Regions from separate parts of the Homo sapiens genome. Here region 2 is linked to region 1. Evidence: chromatin loops called from intact Hi-C (ENCODE). Cell type or tissue: heart right ventricle. All regions are shown on one strand.

Evidence for each region. A loop is a pair of places that touch in the nucleus more often than their neighbours do. Peaks named below come from ENCODE experiments on the same cell type or tissue, not always from the same donor. Only the 100,000 strongest peaks of a DNase experiment are listed, where the experiment ranks them.
Region 2: a loop joins it to region 1, with 5 times the contacts of the local background. A loop is called at or near these places in 7 of 110 quality-filtered maps.

What each region holds. Positions count from the first base shown.
Region 1 is chr9:89,874,046-89,882,045 of GRCh38, forward strand. No RefSeq gene overlaps it. Among named protein-coding and RNA genes, the nearest start is that of MIR4290, 150 kb to the right of the region's middle. In heart right ventricle, no CTCF peak of the experiment used is centred here; DNase peaks (open chromatin) are centred at 466, 1,066, 4,886, 5,846 and 4 weaker places; H3K27ac peaks cover 5,383 bases.
Region 2 is chr9:89,620,222-89,628,221 of GRCh38, forward strand. No RefSeq gene overlaps it. Among named protein-coding and RNA genes, the nearest start is that of LINC03062, 16 kb to the right of the region's middle. In heart right ventricle, a CTCF peak has its summit at 4,048; DNase peaks (open chromatin) are centred at 1,688, 3,422 and 3,970; H3K27ac peaks cover 1,542 bases; H3K27me3 peaks cover 551 bases.

The DNA.
Region 1 (8,000 bases):
TTGGACAGGTCCAGCCTCCGTTTCCATCTGTGAAATGGGTTCTCTGAGTGCTGCACTCAGAGAAATGGGTTCTCTGAGCACTCAGTTCTCTGAGTGCTGCTCAGAGGCCCCTTGAGGTAGTAAATTAAGCAAGTGTCCGGAGAATTCTGGGGGACCTGGAGACCCCGCACCCTCATGAAAGCTCATGAGGTCCAATCCCCCTTTCAAGGTATGAGCACAGCTCTTTCCAAATACAAGGAGATTCTTCCCAAAGTGGGTTAACCGGGGCACCCCACTGAACTGGAAATAAACTCTACCGATTGGGCTGAAAGCTGCCCAGAGGTGCCCAGTTTGGGAGGATCTCATCCACACGGGGGACGGCTCCATTCAGCATGGCCTCCTCTGGACTTTCCATGGCCGCTGTCACCGTTTCTGTGAATATGACATTCCCAGCCTGGCACTGGGCTCCTTTCCACCCCGCTGCAAACGTCACGAGAGCCAGGACTGTGCCTCTCACAGGCACATCCCCTGCAGTCCCAGATGCTCAGCAAGCAGTTATTATGAACAGAGTGCACAAAGGACAAGTGTGGCCCAGCCCTCTGTCCACACATAGGGACACAGGCCCTAACTAGTCCTGCTTCCTTCTGCCCAGGTCTCTCAGGAACACTCTACTTCCCTCTGGGAAGCACCTGGTGGAGAGGTCTGGGCGACGGGGCTGGGTGAGCAGCAGCCCTACTGCACATCCTCCTGCTCTGGGCAGACCCTTGAGTGCCTCTTGGATGCTGAAGCAGGCTGCTTACAAAACCAGTGTTAACAAAGGCCCAGCCTGAGGAAGGTGATAGGATCTGCTCCCGCAGTGTGAGCCAGCCCAGGCTGGGCTGTGTTCAGGGCATCCAGGGAGGAGGCCTGAATTCTACAATTAAAACCTAAATGCAGGAACAATCTAAACAACCAGGCTTGGGCATGTCCTGTTTGTTGTGTAAATCCATGAGTCTGGTTTGCATGGCCAAACGCTCCCTGACAGCTGACTGCCAAGTTTCTGTTAGGGCTTAGACGTGACCTCCTTCAACCCCTGCCTTGTTTGGGTTTACTCTGGGGTTGAAGTCTGACGAACATCTAGATGGGGGCCTCCTGGAGTGGCCTGTCACTGTGTCCAGAGGGACATGGGCTTGCCAGCTCCCCGGGCGTCCATGCAGCGGCTCCCCGAGGCCTGGCCAGCTCCTCACCAGCTCCTGCTGAGTGTCTGTGCCCACGGCAACCAAGAAGTCCTGTGTGTGCCCTGCAATGCTGCTTCTTCTTAGAAACTGCAAACAGAGAGAAAAACTGCCTGGCAGCTTCCGCACTGATCTCTTTCTCTGTCCTTTTTCTCTTCACTTTAATTTTTTTTCTCCTACTCTTTTTCTGTCAGAAAGCAGTCAGCAGCCATGTGAGTTACCCCGTGAAGTTCTCCTGCCTTGGTCTGAGAGGCCCTCGGTGCGTGTTTAGGAACTGCAGCCAGCTAGCCTTCTCCTCTTTATTCAAAAGCCTGATTCCTCCTTACTGCATGGCAGACCCCCCCAGCGTGCCAGCTGTGCAGGTCCCAAGGGTGCTGAGGGCAGGAGAAGGCAGCTCTGGCAGCTCACGAGGGCATCCATGCACCGCCCCCATCTGTGGAGCTGAAGTTTAACGTATCCTCTGGGGCCCCCATCACACCTGCTTTTGATGGCAGAAGGGCAGGCACATGCTCAACTCTTATCCTAAAGCCTTCCAGCTGGCTACTTCATCATCTGCAGGAGTCCACAGGACTATGGGGGACAACAGCTCCCCAAGGCCCAGACTCCCCCTTAGTCGAGTGCGGTGGCTCATGCCTGTAAGCTGAGCTACTCAGGAGGCAGAGGTGGGAGGATCACCTGAGGCCAGGAGGGGCAACATGGAGGGAAACTGTCTCTTAAAAAAGAAAGAAGGAGGCTGGGTGCGGTGGCTCATGCCTGTAATCCCAGCACTTTGGGAGGCCGAGGCGGGCAGATCACGAGGTCAGGAGATCAAGACCATCTTGGCTAACATGGTGAAACCCCGTCTCTACTAAAAATACAAAAAAATTAGCCTGGTGTGGTGGCGGGCACCTGTGGTCCCAGCTACTCCGGAGGCTGAGGCAGGAGAATGGCGTGAACCCGGGAGGTGGAGCTTGCAGTGAGCCGAGATTGCGCCACTGCACCTCCAGCCTGGGTGACAGAATGAGACTCCGTCTCAAAAAAAAAGAAAAAAAAAGAAAGAAAGAAAGAAAAAAGTTAAAAAAAGTTTTATAAAAAAGTAAAATTTAAAAAAGACTAAATAAGTAAGTAAATAAATAAAATGGGTGAGCCCCACCCCTCCCAGCTCAGCCCTGTCCCTGGACACATGGGTTTAACTCACAAGGGCCTCCCTCTTCTTCTCGGGGTGCCTCACCCTCTGCAAGGCCCTCCACCATCTCTCTTCTCCACTCCACACCTTCTCAGCTTCTCATCCTGACTTGTCAATTGCTCCATGCCTTTTTTTTTTTTTTTTTTGTGAGACAGAGTCTTGCTCTGTCACCCAGGCTGGAGTGCAGTGGCGCGATCTCGACTCACTGCAAGCTCCGCCTCCCAGGTTCACACCATTCTCCTGCCTCAGCCTCCCGAGTAGCTGGGATTACAGGCACCTGCCACCACGCCCGGCTAATTTTTTGTATTTTTAGTAAAGACAGGGTTTCACCGTGTTAGCCAGGATCATCTCGATCTCCTGACCTCGTGATCCACCCACCTCGGCCTCCCAAAGTGCTGAGATTACAGGTGTGAGCCACTGCGCCCAGCTGCTCCATGCCATTTTTTAAAAAATTATGTTTTTCCCTTTAAAAATTGCTGCAAAGGGCTTCAGATCCACGTGCATAAGAAAGGACATAGAGCGAAGAAGGAAGGCCACCATCTGTGGTCTGGCTACATCCTGAAGTCAATCAGGCTTGTGCAGGTCCAAACTGGCTGCTTAGGACAAGCTCAGGTATCCTAAGGGCCAGAGAATCTGCTCCTTTTCCCCACGAGCATGGACGTACCCAGAAAGTGGTGCAGGATAGGTTGGCTCCAGAGGGGAGGAGGCCATCCCAGCAGGCTGAGGATGGTGTGCAGGGTCTGGAAGGTGTGACACTCCCTCATCCCCCCCGGGGATCAGCTCAGTCCCCCATCCCACCCCACTCTTGCCCTGTGCTTGTGAAGATCCTCTGCCTCATCACACAACTTTCTTTGTCCTATTTCTCCCCTTGTCAGGTGGCCAAGAACATGGTGTACAGTTCAGAGAGCCTCTCAATATGTTGCTTTAAAGTTGAAGACGGGGCCAGCCCAGGGTATCAGCAGCCTTGGCCCCTGCTCCATGCACCATTGCAGGCTGGAGCTATGGCGTTTCCCAAAAACCACCTGGACTTCTTACACATAGAAACAGGGTGACCTCCTAGATGGGTAGACATGCTGCCCTCCAGCTGAGGGTTGGGGTGATGGGATGGGCTGAACTCTGTTCCCCCAAATTCATATGTTGGCGTTGAACCCAGGACCTCAGAATGTGAGTGTATTTGGAGACAGGGCCATTAAAGAGGTAAGGTAAAATAAAGTTATTGCGGTGGGCCCTGATTCAATAGGACTGGTATCCTGGGAAGAAGAGATTAGATACACACAGAGGGATGACCATGTGAGCGTGCAGGGAGAAGACACCATCGGCAAGGCGAGGAGAGGCCTCAGAAGGAACCAGTCCTGCTGACAGCCTCGTCTTAGACGTTCAGTCTCCAGAGATGTGAGACGATACAGTTCTGCTGTTTGAGCTGCCAGATCTGTGGCACGTTATTACCACGGCCTGAGCTGACCCACACAGATGGTTCTCTCGGTCAAACTGTCTCCCCGTTTGCCTTCTGTGCATACTGGCAGGTGAGTGAATGAGCAGAAAGCTTCATTTCCTCCCCAGGCCTGAGCAGGCAGCAGCTGCTTTCCAGGGAGAAGCGCCCCACCTCGCCTCCCAACCCCACACCTGAGGCTGGCCTTGTTATATTTGCCACCAAGATTCCTCAGGGAGCACATCTCTTCATGGACTCCAGGCCCCCAGTCTCAGGACCCAACTCAGCATCCCGCCCACATTGTTGATCTGTCTATTCCTTCCTAAAGCATCAATTATTTTGGAAGGAGCCCAAGAAAATTTCCAATGAGTGTGCATGACAAGGGGATGAAGGAAAAGCACCCTCCTTCGGCCATTTCTGCAGGTCCTGGCTCTGTGCTTTGCAGAAGCGGCCTCGGAGTCCTTGCCAATAGACCTATGCCTAGTGCCCCAAGGGACAAGTGTGTGTCTCTGCCCAGAGAAGGCAGGGAGAAGGAGGAGGCTGGTTCTGCTCCAGCTTGAGGTGGACCTGGGTTTGGGACTGTCATGGGACCAGGGAGGTGACCTTGTATTCAAAAGTTATCACATCCATAACCCAAATGAACTTTCACCTTCTATTTTTCTGCTAAGTCGTAGTTAAAACAAGGAATATGATCTCCACAGGGTTGTGTGTCCACAGCAGTGAAGGAATCGGGGTTTGAGGAATTATTTGGAGATTGTTACCACTTTAGAATGGCCAGCCTGGGCTTCTAAGAGGAAGAGTCAGCTTTCCTTCTGGCTGTGCATGTACATACTAAGTGCATCCTGAAACCCAATGATTAAGTAATATAGTGAACAGAAGTGGTGATTCGGGGAGGGAGAGGGCCACCAGGAGAACAAAGTGGGGCAGCTGGGAGGATGACAGTCGGGAAAGAGGTGGCTGTGTGGGTGGATCTCTTGAGGGCCTCGCTGCATGCTGAGATAGAGTGAGCAGCGGAGGCAGTGGGCACAGAGAACAGCCGAGGGGAGGTGACATAGGAGAGCTGCTTTACAGGATGACTCAGTGGGGACAGAACAGTTCAGCAGACAGGGACACCGTGTACAGAGGCACAGAGCCAAGGGGGCCTGGAGCAGCTGGGAGCCAGCTGGGGCCATGCCTGCTATACCTTGCCACTGGAGCTGCAGAAACTCTGGGGATGTGTCCTTTAGGAGCCAGCTGGGAAGGGCATGGCCATCCGTGGCTGTGACAGCACCCCACTGGCACTGTTTCCACTGTCCACGCAAAGTGGCCGTGGGCTATGATTATTCTGTAAGGCCCAAGACACAGAGCACTAGGAGTTCTGCAGAACAAAATGTGTGGCCACACACAGGTGTGATGGTGCATTCTTAAGTCTCTCAAGTTTTGGGAGCTGATGACACCTTGTGGGGTATGCACACCCACCTCTTCAGGCCTGACTGCCTTCCCTCCTGCCAACAGGCCCAGCACAGCTGTCCAGGGATGCTGCCGGAAGCAGCCGCAGGCCCCTGCAGGCCCATCCTCCGGTCCCTATCCTGCCCTTTCCTTGACATCCCACCTCCTCTCCAGTGGTGGTGATTGGAGCAGCATCAGAATACCCTGGAGGGCTCCGTAAAACACAAATCACTGCCCCCACGCCCCAATTTTCTTATGTAATAGCTTTGGCCGGGGCTGGCACTTGTTTTGTCAACAGGATCCCAGGGGATGTTGATGGTGCTGGTCTGGGGACCATGCTTTTGACAACCACTGCATACAGCAGGACAAGTCATGTGCAAATAGCAAAACAGGCCTCTGCATTCATTTCCTAGGGCTTCTGTAACGAAACATCCCATCCTGGGTGGCTTAAAGCAACAGAAATTTATTCTTTCCGAGTTCTGGAAGGCAGATATCAGAAATCAACATGTGCGTAGGGTGAAGTTCCCTCAATCCACAGCAGAGCAGCAGGGAATCCAGCCCACATGCACAGTTCAGCCTGGGGCAGGGTGGGGCCCATAAGAAAGCTGGCCAATTCTCCTTGCCGTGCAACACTTTGGCCAGGCCTTCCGGCCACTCACATCCAAGCTCTGTCCGCACCCTGGGACACAGCTGCCTCCTGACCACCCAATGAGCGTACAACTGTGCAAGATGTGTCTGAACCGGAAAGGCCTGAGCAGGCCACAGAAGTGGCCAGAGCATTTGTGCAGAGAACTGGGGGGTCCTTTCCTGGAAGGATGGGGTGTGGGCTCCTGGTGGCGAGGGGAACCTGCATGGGGCCTTCTGAAGCATAGGACCCCAGTAGAAGCCACTCTTCCTTCTGTTTAAGGAAAAATGAGAAGCAGCACTCTCCCCCATCTCCACGTGCCAGGCTTCCAGGCCATGATTCTCTTGCTTCTGCCCATGGTGCGGGAGCTCAAGCTCGCCCGTGGGAGCTTGTTGGAGCTCAGATCAGGGTCCTGTCCACAGAGAGTCTGCTTTGGAGGGTGTGGCCTGGGCTGGGGCAGTGTCACATGGCAAGCGGCCCTGGTGATACGTGTGGTCAGCGGGGCACCGTGGAGAAGCAGCTGTGTGGGGCCCCCTGGGAAGTCCTGGTGGGGAGAGTCACCTGGGAGCTCTGACTTCACCTCACCATACTGGGAGTCAGAGACGTGCTCAAAAACATGGCTTCCTGGGAAGGTTTCGAAGCTCATCATCATTCACACGTTGGTGTGAGGAGGCCCAGGTGCAGCGAGCCCCTCTGCACCCTAGAGATGGGTGAGTGTGTTGTACACACATGTGTGCGTGCAGATGTGTGTGCACTCTTTTTAAACAGTGTGCCCACAGTGTGGCTGCGGTCAAGGAGGGAGTTTAAAGTGTAACCCCAACGTGCCATCTTGAACAGAAGAAACCTATCTCACAGCAGAAATTTTTTTGGTGCTATGACCAGTTTCCATGCGCTTGACACAAGGATCATAAAACCGAGGTTTGCAGAGTGCCACTGAACAGGGCTGTGAGGAGGCTGTGAAAGGGATGCGTGTTCCGGCCTGCAGAGCCTGGCATGTGTCTGCTAGAGGAAGGCACTATCTTGGACAGTGAAGGGGACTGTTCAGAGGATGGGAGGGAGTGCTAGGCCACTCCAGCCCTCAATGGACATGTCCAGCTCCGGGACTGCCTAGGTCACCCAGTGACCCTGGGAAGAGAGCCTAGGAATTTATTAATGCACACAACATACCACACACATCACTCACCACACATCACATATACCCCCCCACACACACCACACACCCCATACCACACACACACATAGCACACCACACATAGCACATACCACACACACACACCACACATACCACATACCCCCCACACACGCCACACACCACACATCCCCCCACACACCATATCACACACACAGCACACACACCACACATCACACATACCACATACCACACACATGCCACACACCCCATACCACACACACAGCACACACACCACACACTACACTACCACACATACCACATACCATACACACACACCCCATACCACATACACAGCACACACACACCACACACATATCACACACACGCTACACATAACACACATACCACATACCCACTCCCCTACACACCATACCACAAATACCATATACCATATACACACTACCACTTACATACACATATCACATACAAACACATACCACACATACCACATACACACACCATACATCCCATACCACACATACAGCACACACCACACATACCACACACACACCACACCCCATACCACACACACAGCACTCATATACCACACATACATCACATACCACACACATATCAGATACCACACACACACCACACACCACATATACCACATATTCCATATCACACACACACACCCCACACCCCATACCACATACACAGCACACACATACCATGGACATATCATATACCACATACACTACACCCCACACATACGACACATTCCATACTGCACACACACCACACCCCATACCACACGCACAGCACACACACCTCACACCACATATACCACATACCACACACACACCTTACAGCACATACCACATACACAACTACCACATACATACACATACCACATACAAACACACACCACCCATACCCCACACCACACACACACAGCACACACAGCACACACCACACACACACCACACATACACCATACACACCATATACCACACACACATAACCAC
Region 2 (8,000 bases), 250 kb before region 1:
ATCTCCTGCACACTCAGGAGGGCAATTTTTCCAAAAACGCTTCTGGGGACAGTTCTGCTGGTTCACTGAGAACACTATGGGCATCGAGAGGACAGAGGAGCCCTCCACTCCATGGGGTGGATTTGCATTTCCACCCAGGTAGAGCTCTGTGGAGAAATTTCTGGCTCAATGGGGGCCAAGCCTGAACCGACATTGAACTTGAACGGGAGCTCGAGCTCCAGTTCCAGGCTGATCCTGGGATAGGGGGCTGTCCTCTGCTGATTGATCACATGCAGCATCAGAGAAACGGGAGGAGTGCTGTGCCACCACACGATGAGACAGGACGCTGTCCTACCTTGGCCCTTATTGGTCACGGGGCCAGAGCTCTGGGCTAGGAGCCAACGTGGGGCTGGGGACTGCATTTTGAATTCCTGATCTTCCCAGCTTTCCAGCTGTGACTTCAGACTTTTTGGTACCTCTCTGAGCTTTAATGTCCACATTTTTAAGACGTCTGACCTCACATAGTACCTGTGTGCTCAGAGGTGCTTAATGCACTAATTGACTCGGGATCTGACCTTGGGGCAGGTTGCTGGCCTTCCCTCTCTCAGTGCTCAATATCTTCAGAGATGGCCAGACGCCTCTCTGCTTGTGAACTGCGGATTAAAGCCAATGGGCTCTTAAAGTCTCTCCCAGTTGTAGGACACCAATTTCCCCAGGTTCCATAATCACCTGTTCTGTTAGCTGCTTCCTCCCACACATGCACACACACACACGCACACACACAGGCACATGTGCCCATAGTGCATACCTGTCTATTGTGAAGCGCAATCGTTCAATCTTGTTGGACTCCCCAGCTATTACATTAGGTCAGCAGCGTTGGCTTTACCAACCTCAGATAGTCAAGGATGAGTGAAAAGTAAAGAGCTACTTTGCCCCTGCAGAGAGTGGCGAAGGTGCTGGTGAGGAGGGCCAGCATGCCGTGCTCAATGGCCTGCAACAGCAGACAGCCCTGTGAGCCTCCCAAATGGGCCTGGCAGCTCGTTCTTAAAGAGTGAGTACTAGAAAATAAAGACAGTGATTCTCTTGATGTTTTTCATTCTCCCGGGTTCTTGAGGCCACCCGAGGGTCTGTGGGGATGTCTGGGTGTTACCAGTGCAGGTGGGCTCTGCCTTTTTGCTCTGGTTTTGACATTGTCACCATCCAGCCATGTGCTGGATGAGGCTGTGGCCTCTTTTGCTTGCTTCTGCTCCTTTCCATGGAGGCTGACATCTGTCTCATAAACATGAAAGGAGAAGGCCCTATTTCAAAGCTGAATGATACTTTTTGCCTTTTTCTACAGGGTAAAATTGAACAAAATCATTTTTTCTACAAGCGTCCTCTCTCCTTAGCATTTGCCCTATTTATTTATTTTTTCAGGGCTGCAAATTACTTCAAATAAACAAGGTAGCACAGAAAAAACAATGGCCAGAACCCTTGGTTTCTATTAAACAATCATGTTATGGGAACATTGCACCTTGTGGAATCCCCGGGTGAGGTGATGGACAAGCAGCCGGTGCACAGTATGTTCTGTTCTGAGCTGGAAGTTGGTTGCTTTGATTCTCTCACTTGGTCTTGCACAGTTTAGCAATTAGTGAAGAACAACTTCAGCTTGCAGGGTTCTCCTGGAGCCTGTCTTGTTTGTCCCAGGGCCCGGCTTTGGCAGCAGAGAGCAGATTCTGAGAGGTTCTGTTCCCTGGCTGACAAAGCTCTGGGCCTCAGCATCAACGCTGCCATGAGCATATCTGCCAGCAGTTGGGCAGGAGGAGACCTCTCTGGCTGGGGTCTGGCCTGGTGGAGAAGGGACTGGCCCTCCAGTTCACACCTGCTGGAAGGCAGATCCCTGGCACCTCCACACCCTATCCTGCCCACTAATGTGGTCTCAGCCTCTCCCAGTCTCCTCTTCTGTCCAATAACTCCACCCAGACCATTTCCTATCATTGTTGCAAAGACTGAGACAAGACGCATGAAAGTTGTGTGCCCAGGAGAGGGCCTTGCCTGGAGTGGATACATGGTGAAAGTGAGTTTCCTCCCCACACTTGGAATGCGAACCACTTTGTTTTTCCCACCATGCAACTGTGCCTGCAGCTGCAGCTTCATCCAAAGGTTTCCCCTTTTCATCCCCTGTGGGGTTCCTGTCTGTGCTCTCTACAAGCCACAGAGGTTGACGGCCCCCTTGAGGCAGTCTGACCTTGGGTTTTCTTTCCTATTCATGCATACTGACCACCCCAGGGCCTGCGATGCAAGGAAGTGGAGATCTGGGAAACTGTTCTTGTCCCCTATTTCTTTATTTGCCTTCAGAGGAACTTGCCTTTCTAAATACAGTCACCCTGGAAGTTTCAGGAGAGGAAGGTCTGTTGGGGTTTCCAGGAAGCACAGTGAATGAACTCAGGGTGCCCCAAAGCAACCCCAGGATCGGCATGGTGCGGTGAGCACGGAAGCAGAGCCGTGGCCAGCTTCAGCCAGGGATAAGTGAAGCTCCATTTTTTGTGGGATTAAAGCTTTTCTGGTGCATGGCAAGGTACCATTTCTTTTCTTCCAACTGAAAAACAGAAGGAGAGAAGATCCCCCAAGTAGCCATGGGGCCTCCCTGGCTATTATTCTGGCAGAGTGAAGGCCGTGCAGACATGTGGATGAAATTTCTCTTCAGTTAGTTACAAATATGTCTGCAAAGCCTGTGTATCATAAACCAGAAAGCAACTATATGTATATATGTATATGTGTGTGCATGTGTAGGTGTTTGCATATCATACTTCTGCTAAGTCCTCAGATAAAACCAACGCTGGCAACTAGATCGAGAAATCATGGCCCAGGCTCAGCATCGCCCAAGGGCAGCTGACCTAGCCTTTGCAATGGCACTGGCATTAGCCGGGGAGGTCCGCACCAGGACACACTCCCTGGCTGGGGTGGGATGTTCTGAACCGTGCAGATGGGGATTAGGCCGAGCCCCACACCCTGAGCGCCTCTGTAAACAAAGGGCTTCTCAGTAAGCAGAGCTCAGCATTTAAAGCCCTGAGGTTGATGGTCCTCGCTTGCCATGACCTCAAAGGCTGGGTATCATTTTCCATCCTGGGAAGGGAAGACCCCTGAGGCGCCTGCAGTGAAGTGACCAGCTCAAGGTCACCAGCGAGTAGATGACTCCAGGCATTGGGAACATGCCCAGAGGAGTGCTTTGCAGCCGTCCTGAAGCCTGTCTGGGAACTGTTTACAGGGCCTGGTTGAAAGCTCTGCTAGGAGTCGGGTATCCCGACTGAACTTCTCAGATGTCTGCAGAAGCAGGGAGCCAGTGAGAGGGAGATAAATTGTACAAGCTAGAACGAGGAGGAGGCCAGCCCCCATGGCTCTTGGGGGTGAACTGCCCGCTGTCCTCGCTGTTTGGGTCCCGGCCCCAGGCCCAGCGGCAATGAGGAGCTGTGAGCACAGCCTGCTTCTGGCAGGACCTCCTGTACCGCTGTTATTTTTATCTCTGTGCAGGGCTGGAGTTTACCTTTTTGTTCTGGTTTCCCATAAACACAGCTTGTGGGCTTCCCTTGCTGCCTCCTTTCTTGGCATTTAAGACATACACCTGCCTGCATTTCAGATCTTTCTGGCAGGCTCAGGAACACCAGCAGGCTCTTTGCAGCCATGGGCTGCATTGAGAAAGTGCAAGAAAACCAAGTGAGGCTCTTGGGCTCTTAGCTCCTCAGCCTGCGTCTCCAGAGTGGCTTGGCTCTGCTCAGCAAGGGAGAGTGTGCACAGCCCAACACACAGGAACCCAGGAGGGGAGCAGGCCAGAAACCCCCACTGAGGGCTACTGCTGTTTGAGGTGAGGAGGCCCTGGCGCCCCCAGCCAGCTGGTCTGCGGCCAGGAGCACTGAGTGCCCTTAGTTTCTTGGTGGTGATGACTTCCCTCTGCGGGTTAATTATGCAGCCTAATAGCTGTTATTACTCCTGAACACAGTGTGCTGCTGGCAGCCTGTGGCAGTTTTAAGGGCAGCTCTGTCTACCAGCTTCCCCTTCTCTGGGTGCCCTGCCCACCCTTCAGAAAAATAAAGTGAGAGGGCGCCTCTCCCAGCAAGGCGGCGCTCAGTCCACGGCCGGCGGGAGCTTCCTCCAGGCTGCTGCCCTGCTAGTGACGTTGATTATTGGAGGGCATTTTACTTTCTTGGGAGACCTGGGTTTGGGAGCTGACTATGCCAGGGAGGAAGCGGCTGGGACCAGCAGTTTGGTGGAAAGGTGCTGAGCATGGTGAGACTCACTCTGGGTTTGTCCCGAGGCCCCGGGTGCCTTGCTCAAGGCTCAGAATTGCTGTCAGTTGTGGGGGCACAGAGCACCTCATGGGCACGGCTCCTGAGGACTGTGGATTTGGGGTTCAGAGGGGCTCTCAGAGCTCACCTGGCCCCCCATCTCTACCCAGCGCAGCAACCATAGCCTCAGGATCTCCAGCGTTCAGCTCTCATTTCCTGTGACTTCCGAATGGGCACTTTGAGACAACCCACCTGGTGTCTTTCATAACCTGGGTCCTGACGGCCCCTGGCATTTCTTCATCTGGGATTGTGAACCCCCGTGGGCCATGGCTATGCCCCATTCCTTGTGACATACTCTGTGGAGGTGAGTTCAGAACTCAGTCCCCAACATATTTATGGAGGCAAATAAAAAACCCCAAAGGGGCAATGCAGAAATCTCATTCTAACTTTTTGTCTCTTGGATGTGGTGAATGGTTCCCAGACTGAAAAGGATGCATCTGAGTGTCACCTCCCCTAGTGCCTCTGCTGGAGGAGTTATGCCCAAGGAGAGCAGAGGCAGGGGGCAGTGGCTGGGACATGGGGCCGGAGCACTCTGCCCTGCCCCTTGTGGACCACACATTTGGGTGCAGCAAGCCTGTTTCTAGGAGGTGCTGTTGGACTCGTGTGCATCTGTGCTCATTTACAGTCATTCAGAAGGCTTTTTTTTTTTTTGACAGTCTCGCTCTGTCACCCAGGCTGGGGTGCAGTAGCACGATCTTGGTTCACTGCAGCCTCGACCTCTCAGGCTCAAGCGATCCTCCCACCTCAGCCTCCTGAGTAGCTGGAACTGTGGGTGCATGCCACCATGCCCTAATAATTTTGTTTATTTTTTTCTCACTATGTTGCCCAGCCTGGTCTTGAACTCCTGGCCTCAAACCATCCTCCCACTTCAGCCTCCCAAAGTGCTGGGATTACAGGTGTGAGCCACTGTGCTCAGCCAGGCCTTCCCTTTATAGTGGCTGGGAACAGGGACAGCATCCATGCAACACTCTGGAGTGCACAGAAGAGGCCTCACCGTCTGGCTCTTGGCTTCTGATTATTCTTGAGGCTGACTCAGACTTGATTTCTGGGGGTCCCTCTGATGGCCGCAGAGGGGCTGATGCAGTCACCACGCAGATGGTTAGGGAGCTCTCATTATGCATAAGAGACGGTGGGGCAGGTGTACGGTCTCAGATGGGCTGGCCAGGACTTCCACCCTCAGGGAACCAAGAGTCCAGGTGAGAAGCCGGTGGTCCAGGATGGAGGGGAGGGCACCAGGTACACCCACAGGCAGCATACAGGGTCATGACTTGCCTGTGGTTGGCTGCAGACTCTGCTCCAGAACAGCAACCACCGGCCGTCTGCAGCAGGCCACTCTACTAGTGTGGGTGCATGGAAGGGGGCCTGCTGCAGTCCTCACTTCATGGTCATTTGAGCTGAGGCAGTCACGTGGCCACTACAACCAGGCCTGCAGGCAGAGGCAATCTGTGTTTAAAATGGCCGTGGGTTCCCCTACACTGTGGAGGCAGGGATGAGACCACCACCCTTGGTGCCCAGTGAGTCTGCAGTGACGCCACAGAGCACTGAGCAATGTGGATTCTATGGGTTTTCTCCCTTCTCCAGGCATTTTCCACTGTTGTTGAAACAGGGGCCCAGAGCAGTAGGATAATACATTGACCTTTGTAAGGTTGTCAATAATAGGTGTTGTTTTAGCTTAAAGCAAAATGTTAGCTTTTCTGCCTAATCCTTTCCACTGGGAAACTAAGTTTTTCTTCATTCTTAAAAAAACAGGCAGCTTTTTGCTAGCACACGTTTCTTAAATGTTTGGCTGCAGCCCCTCCTGGCTTCGAGCAGAGCCCGGCTGGATCTGGGAAGTGTGCGACCCCACTGATGTCATGCTGTGGAACTGCCAAGCACCCAAGAGATGGGTACAATCTAAGTCAGAGAGTCCCCTGGCTCAAGGAGACAGGAACCCTGCGAGGCCGATGGCTACAGAGAGGTCAGCGGCAGGCAGGCTGCAGCCACTCACTCCCCCACTGACCTGGTCCCTGCCCTACTGGGGCATTTCTGCTCACATGAGGGGCTCCTGTCTTGCAAAGGCTCTTCCCACAGCCTAACTCAGTGGGCTGGCACTCACTGCAGGCAGAGAGGCCCCAGATACCTGTGTGATCTGGGGGTGAATGCAAATTGGAGTTGCACCGCCAAGCTCAGTTCTCAGCTTGCTCACATTTCTTGTGAAAATCAGGGAACATTCCACTCAGGTGGGTGTGGAGTTGCCTGTGGCCACAGGGTGTGACCTACAGCCCAACAAAACCTCTCTGAGGAGCAGGAGAAGCAGAGCTTGTGTCCCCGCTCTGGCTGGGACCCGAGGAGAACTGCCTGATGTCAGAACTTCCAGGGGGAGATAAAGAGAGCTTTGACACGCCTCAGGGAGTGAACACAGCTCCCGGCGTTATTTTTCCAGATCAACTGCAGGGCTTGGAACCCTGAAAGGGAAACTGTCCTCCTTCCCATCGTTTCTCAGCATGGACAGGGGATCCAATGAGTGCCCAGTGCTATGTCAGGCTGGGGCGTTGGCCGTTTAAGGCCCTGCTGACCTTGGTGTGAATAGCGTGGGGCTGGGAGATGGTGCAGGCTGGAGTTTCAGTGAAGGGGTTCCTGGTGTTTTGCTATTCACTCACCATGTTTCATGTGCCCACTGTAGGGGGCAGATGGACCTGTGGGTGGAGAACAGCGACCCAGCCAGTAATCACAGAAGTAAGCACACAATGACAAAGTGCGAGGAGTGTGGGAAAGAAAGCCCAACAGTGGTGCAAGAACACACCCTCAGAGGCACGAACAGCTTCCCTAAGGAGGGGGCATTGAGCTCAGTCTGGGAGGGGATGCACTTAGGAACCTAGATTCAGTTGCTCTGAGGCAGGCTGAGGGCTCCACTGCCGTGAGGCACTGAGATGCCATCAGATGGAAGGTTTCGGTGACATGTGCTGAGCTCCCTGGAGTGAGCTGTCCTGAAGGAGACTCAGAGCTGGGAGAGGATCAGCTTTTGCACCCCACACCTCGGCACAGTAAGAAACCCGGGAAGGAGCGCTGGGCCGGCTGGCCATAGGCACAGCTCACTGTGTGGCACCTGCCCCACTGGCCCTGCTCTGCCTTCCCTGGGGGCAGGCATCGGACAAGGGTTCCCTATGCTTCTCTGAGCTCACTGGCCTGGGCGAGTCCTTCCATGGGTCTAAATGACACCCAGTACACTAGGGTGAGATAAAGACCAGGGCAGGGGGCTGGGGTGTGAGGGGCCAAGTACCAGGACCTTGGGGTCAGGGTAAACCTGGGGTCTCTATCACCCTGCTAACCAGCTAGGTGAGCTTATGAACCCTGGTTCTCAGTTGTGACATTGGGGCAAAGTCACTTGAATATTGGGCTATTCTGAGAACAACCCAGTGGAACATCTTTTTTTGTTTGTTTGTTTTTTTTTGAGATGGAGTTTTGCTCTTGTCACCCAGGCTATAGTGCAGTGGCACAATCTTGGCTCACTGCAACTTCTGCCTCCCAGGTTCAAACAATTCTCCTGCCTCAGCCTCCCGAGTAGCTGGGATTATAGGTGCCAATCACCACGCCCAGCTAATTTTTGTATTTTTAGTAGAGATGGGGTTTCACCATGTTGGCCAAGCTGGTCTCGAACTCCTGACCTCATGATCCACCTGCCTTGGCCTCCCAAAGTGCTGGGATTACAGGCATGAGCCA